2 separate regions of the Homo sapiens genome follow, and region 1 is linked to region 2. The links are chromatin loops, found by intact Hi-C in ENCODE. Cell type or tissue: A673. All regions are shown on one strand. Links, peaks and the distances in the headings refer to the core of each region. The heading gives the core; the rest is flanking DNA. Region 1 overlaps CAMTA1 (calmodulin binding transcription activator 1). Region 2 overlaps CAMTA1 (calmodulin binding transcription activator 1).

Region 1 (2,810 bases), core at 108-2,607, 170 kb before region 2:
GCTCTGGGTTCTCTCAAAGAGAGTGCCAAGAAACAGACCTGACAGCTGCCTCCCCCTCCCAGTTCTGGAACCACCATCAAAGATGCAATTAATCCAAGGGTGAGACTCCTTTTACTCACACAGCCTCAGATATGAATCAACCCCAAAGTGTTAATAGATCAACAGTTATCTCTAATACCAAATACAATTTGCATTTGAGATGACATCTGCAATATTTTAAAAGCCAATGTCTAAAACAACAAACTTGGCAGTTTTTCTGAGTAGCAATTAACACAGTGACTAATCCTATCAAGAAGACAGTAATTGGCATGGAGACATCCTTCTCACACCAGCGGCAGGTTGAAAAACTTAATCCTAACCTCTTTTTAACAGCGTAGACTCTAGAGCATCTCTGCGCATCAAGGAAACTAAAGCAATTATTAAGGACAAGGGTAATTACCCTACAGTTTCAACAACAACAACAACAAAATAGAAGTATTCAAACAACAATCACATAGGAGAAAGGGTGGGGCCTTGAATCATGGTTAAAGGCTATTTCGGTATCATGGCCAGACTAGGAATAGACTATGGTGTCTCCACGGCCCCACCCAGGACAGAGTCAACCACAGCCCCATGCCAGCCAGTCGGCCCAGCAATGGTCACTGTAGCACATAGCTTTCTATACGAAGGGCTCAAGTGCTGATCTAGTCAAGTAGGAGGTCCCAAGGATTTAACATGTGAAACAACACATATCATCAAGCTGGTCCCTTCGACATCATCAGAACCCACTATGTTTACTCTCAGCCCACATAGTCAAGTTATTCTCCCCAGGTATGACACCTTTCCCCAGAATCTGTCTAAAGCCTTCCCACTCTTCAAGGCTCAGCTATGGTTCTAGGAAACAATCCCAACCCACGGCAGCCCTCAATGAACACTGGGCAATTTAAGCGCCTCTTCTCGGACCCACAAGAGCAAAACACAGAGGTGCACATGTTGACTCATTGCTTCCTGTGGGCTGGCTTGATTTACACCTTCAACAGAATCACATGGTTTTCAAGAGTCAAGCCCCTGCCCTATGTAGCTTTCACATCACCTAGCACAGGGGTAGACAAACAGGTAAAATTCTGGCAAAAATTCCACAGCATCTCAGATGCCCAATAAGGTACCCAATACTCAATAGGGTAAAGGGAGAAAGAGGCTCTTTGTGTGTGTGTGCATTTTGACTGACCTGATCATTGCAGAATTTTCAATGAAGTATGTAGTATGTGTTTACCAAATGAACAAACAAATGAATGAATGCACAATGAACAAACCAAAGAACAAACCAACTTTCATGAGCCTGGATCAGTTTGTCTGGGAGGTTAGCAAGTGTATCCAGTAAGGTCAAGGCTATGGACAAGATGTCTGCACAAGCCAGCTGGCTTCTGCCAGAAAGCACTGCCTGACGGAAGCCCGGTCTACACCTGCAATGCTCCCCAGTTGCCTGGAGGGTGTGCTGTTGGCCACAAGAGGAGCAAGCATGGAGAGAGAGGCTTCCAGCTCGGAAGGGATGTGTTACCCTTTTATAAAGTAGATGACGTGGCATTTTATTGAGCATGGAAACTTCTTACCCATATGCTGTAACCAAACCTTAGTTTAACCCTGGTTTTGCTGGGCAGCAGAATGAGGGAAATGCTAATGGAGGACATCCCTGGACCTGAGGTGAGTGGGCACTTAGCTTTCAAATGCCCAGGAGAGGTAGCAGGGCCCCAAACACTAAAGGAAGAGAAGAGCTCTTATTTCACGAAGACTGGGGAGATAAAGGCAGGTCTTGGATCCACAAGATACCAGGAGCTTGGAATAGACCACACCATATGGAGAAGCACAGAGCCGGTGGTTTGGTCATAAGAAATAAGGGAAGGACACCTGAGTCAAGGCCACAACTGGACCAGCCACTGGCCTCGTGACCCAGGATCCTGCAATGTACCCCTTTAGAAATAGGGTTGATCCTAGATCCACCCATTAGAGGTGGGACAGGGCTCCAAGGTCAATTTTCAGTTGTGGGTGATTGTGTCGGTTGGAAAAATAGAGTGTATATTTTTAGGTGGTATATACATTTTTATCAGAATGAATTCAGCTTTTTAAAACAAGAAGAAAACATTCAATGACAGATTTTCCTCCTGAATTTGTAATATAATATGATAGAAGATTTTCTTTCCACATTCATTTTCTACAGACCTCCCTGTCAGTGTCAGCAACCTGGCCCTTGACACGCTCACTGGGTATCACTGGTGTTATCCAGCGATATCACCTAATGTAAACATGTCTCCTCTTCCAAGCGGGTGGAAAGCCCCAGGAGTGGTGGGGAACTGGGTCTTATTCATCACTAAGCCCTGTTCAGAGCCTAGTAAAGTGTCAGGTACAAGATGCTACTCAGTGGATGCTGATTGTTGATAATTATACAACAGATATAATGCAAGTAAGTCAGCAAAGAAATTCCTCTAGGAGGCCAGTACCAGGGCCAGACACTTCTCAGCTAATAAAGTGTTTAATTTTTACAGAAGTGTGTTTCCCTCTCAGGAGACTAGGAAAGCAGCGTTGCCATTCTCAACTCCTACCAGCAGCCACTGAATGAGAGAGGGGCACTTAGAAGAAGCAGGCCGGGGGTGGGGTGTGCAATCCATGGAGACTGTGTCCATGTGGGAAGCAGCATTTGGGTCAGAATTTGGAAACCAAGGACTTAAGAGAAGTCATTAAAAAGCATGCTGCTTCTGTGCCATTTGCACTCCCTCAGACTGACAAAATTTAAGCATTGACAATAGCTAATGTTGGTAAAAATGTGAAGCAACAGA
Region 2 (2,810 bases), core at 289-2,788:
GCACTGCTCTGCGTCTCTCTGGGTCTCCCCCATTCCCGTCTAGTCTGGGTGAGACCCTTGGCCAGTCCCAACCGTGTGTGAACAGGCCCAGCAGCTGTGGCCACAGGGTCCATGACACTGGGGCGCCTGCTCTGCAGCCCCAGCCATGCGCTGTGCATGCATGTGTGTGCATATGTGACACCCACGTGCCTTCTGCAGAGACATCCAGGAGAAATTCCCACTGAAGGGGATGGCGGCAGCATCTCCCGTAGATCACTGCTCCTGACCTCCGCTGGCAGCCCTAATGGCCCTCTGGAGGATCCAGGTAATACAGTCACCCTCCCCTAGACCTATATCCTCCAAATGTTCCCAGTGAGGAATGTGAGCTCCTGCATCCAGAACCACCCTCTCCCCTGGCTGCCTGGCCCCCTGCGGAGATCACATGCATCTCTAATTTCTCTGTGTTCCGGCAACTCGGGGATTTAGAGCTGGAAGAGAAACCAGTGCGTGAGCAGTCTCACAAAAGCTCTAGCCTGAGGGCCCGAGTATTTGCTAAATGCAAAGCCTGCCAAACTGCACCCCCAAGGCCCTAATGTTCTCCCGTGAGCCACCCACCGAAGACGAAAACAGCTTCCCTGGAACCAACCTTCAGGAGCCACTGCTAATAAAGGCAGGCGTTTCTTACGTTCTACTGAAAAACGTCACCATATAAGGAAGATGACCAACCAAAGAGGACAGGAAGGGTGGGTCTGAGAAAGAGTCGAAGCCATTCTGCAACGGGGTAAATGTTTTCCGCCGAGCCTCTGGATGAGAATTTTGATGGCTCACATTTCCCGGACACTAGCTGGAAAACAAGCCCTGTGCTTTTAAGCACCCGACATCATGCACCATCTCCTTTTAACACCAAATAGCTGTAGGTGGACAGCACTATTACTGACCCCACCTGACGGAGCAGGCACGTGCACACACACACACACAGAGACATGCACACACTCAAGTGCACACACAGAAAGGTAAGGCAGACAAGCCTAATTAACCTAAGAAAATCTAACCCCAGGTTGCTGCCAGAAATGGACTTTGAGAATGCAGCTCAGGGTGAGCGTAGGGTGGGGGAAAGAGGAGGGCCCCTGCCTCTGAGTGAGGCCCCGATGCACCCACCATCCTATGAAAGCAAGCCTGCCCAGAGGCCTGTGCCAGCGGCCTTGGCAGTCAAATGTTCCCTAAGTGGCCACCTGTCCCGTCCTGCCAGGCTCCACAGCTGGGCAGACCTTCCACAAGTGAGAAAGCTGGGGCTGCGTGTCCATGCCCCAGAGCACACTGCAGCACACCCAGGCCAGTGAAGAAACTTGGGGGGTGGTTTGGTTGATTTCATTTTGTTTTCTTGAGGCAACCACACATTGAAGACTCTCAGAAACACCTGCTTTCTACCTTATTACAGTGACCTCTGGTGGTCAAGAATCAGATATTGCACAGCCAAATTAGAATTAAATAGCTTAATTTCAAGCAACTCTAGGTAACAAACGCCTAGAGGTCCTTTAAGAGGTTCTGAGAAGAGCAGAAGAGAAGGAACTGTGAGTCGGGAGCTGCTGCCAGCCCTACTGAAGGGAGGAGACTGGCTGTCACCTGACCCTGAGCAAAACCCGCTAGGGCTTCTCAGATGATGCTTCCAGAGCAAATGCGAAAGGCCTCCGCGCTCCAACCTGGGGCGGCATCTCGGCTGCTGCTCCCCCTCCCCCGACCAGCTGGTGGCATCTCAATGCCAGGCTTAGAGGGCACGGGCTCAGGGAGGTTTTTAGCAAAAGCTTTCCCCCTGCCAGGGGACCTGCCATGAGCTCAGGGGGAGGAAGGGTTTCTGGAAGGCTTGCGATCTCAGCGCCACCACCAGCCCTGCTCCAGCTGCTCCAGGGCTGAACAGGGAGAGGCAGGGAAACTGGGCTCCTTTCCCCCCACTGGAATCACAAGTCCCAGCCAAGAGAAGAAGGTCGGCCAGGAACAAGAGGAAGAAACAGCGTTTCTGCCCACACTCCATGGTACACTGGGTACCCAGGCTATGGTGCCAGGGCAGCCCAGGGAAGGGGGACGAGGAGGCAAGAGAAGCAGCATCTGCTTTGGGAGTCATTCTGGAGACTGAAAGGAAAGATAAAATCCCAGGGGCCATGATCAATATCCCCTTAGCCCTAAGCCAGGGCAGCAGAAGTCAGAGGCTGGAGGAGGGGAATTCTCCTGTGGAAAACAAAGCTGAACAGGGTATCCTGGAACAAACCTTAGCACAAGCAAGCACCTCTATCACCCTATCCCCAAGGACACTCTCAAGACATTCTAGACAGATGCTTTAAACCCTAAAAACTCTCCAGGGACAAGCATCCAACAACCTCAACCCATTCTAGGAGCTTCTAGAAGCTTCCAGATCAGAGCATTCAGACGTTAACCCCTGCACACATTATTGCCACCACTTGGTCTGTCCATAGTGTGGAGGCTTCAGTCAAATCCCCAAACACTAATGACAGATCCTCCCAAGGTATCGAGATAGTCTAGGCCTTGCTGTTTTGAATATGAAGACAGACTGGTTCGCTCTCCTGATATTCTTTGGAATTCAAAACGGATGTAGAATATCAATATCGTCTCAATTTTCCTTTATCTACGAGGAGACGTCAGCAAACCTTTCTGCCAAGGATTGTACAAGGATCATTAAAAGGAAAATGTCCATGGTAATTGTGCCTTTATGCGTATTTCTTCACTCCAATATTCTATAACATAATAATGTTTCACATTTCTACAGAACTGTCTTTTCAGCATGTTTTCGCATTATGCTTAATTTCGTAAGAGTTTCT

Evidence for each region. A loop is a pair of places that touch in the nucleus more often than their neighbours do. Peaks named below come from ENCODE experiments on the same cell type or tissue, not always from the same donor. Only the 100,000 strongest peaks of a DNase experiment are listed, where the experiment ranks them.
Region 1: a loop joins it to region 2, with 4 times the contacts of the local background. A loop is called at or near these places in 47 of 110 quality-filtered maps.

The regions. Positions count from the first base shown.
Region 1 is chr1:7,206,747-7,209,556 of GRCh38, reverse strand. The region is part of intron 4 of CAMTA1 (calmodulin binding transcription activator 1); the gene reads right to left. Among named protein-coding and RNA genes, the nearest start is that of CAMTA1-IT1, 160 kb to the left of the region's middle. In A673, for the core only: a CTCF peak has its summit at 1,461; a DNase peak (open chromatin) is centred at 1,486.
Region 2 is chr1:7,041,517-7,044,326 of GRCh38, reverse strand. All of the region lies in intron 3 of CAMTA1 (calmodulin binding transcription activator 1), which reads right to left. Among named protein-coding and RNA genes, the nearest start is that of CAMTA1-AS3, 29 kb to the right of the region's middle. In A673, for the core only: CTCF peaks have their summits at 1,219 and 1,420 (motif pointing left); no DNase peak of the experiment used is centred there.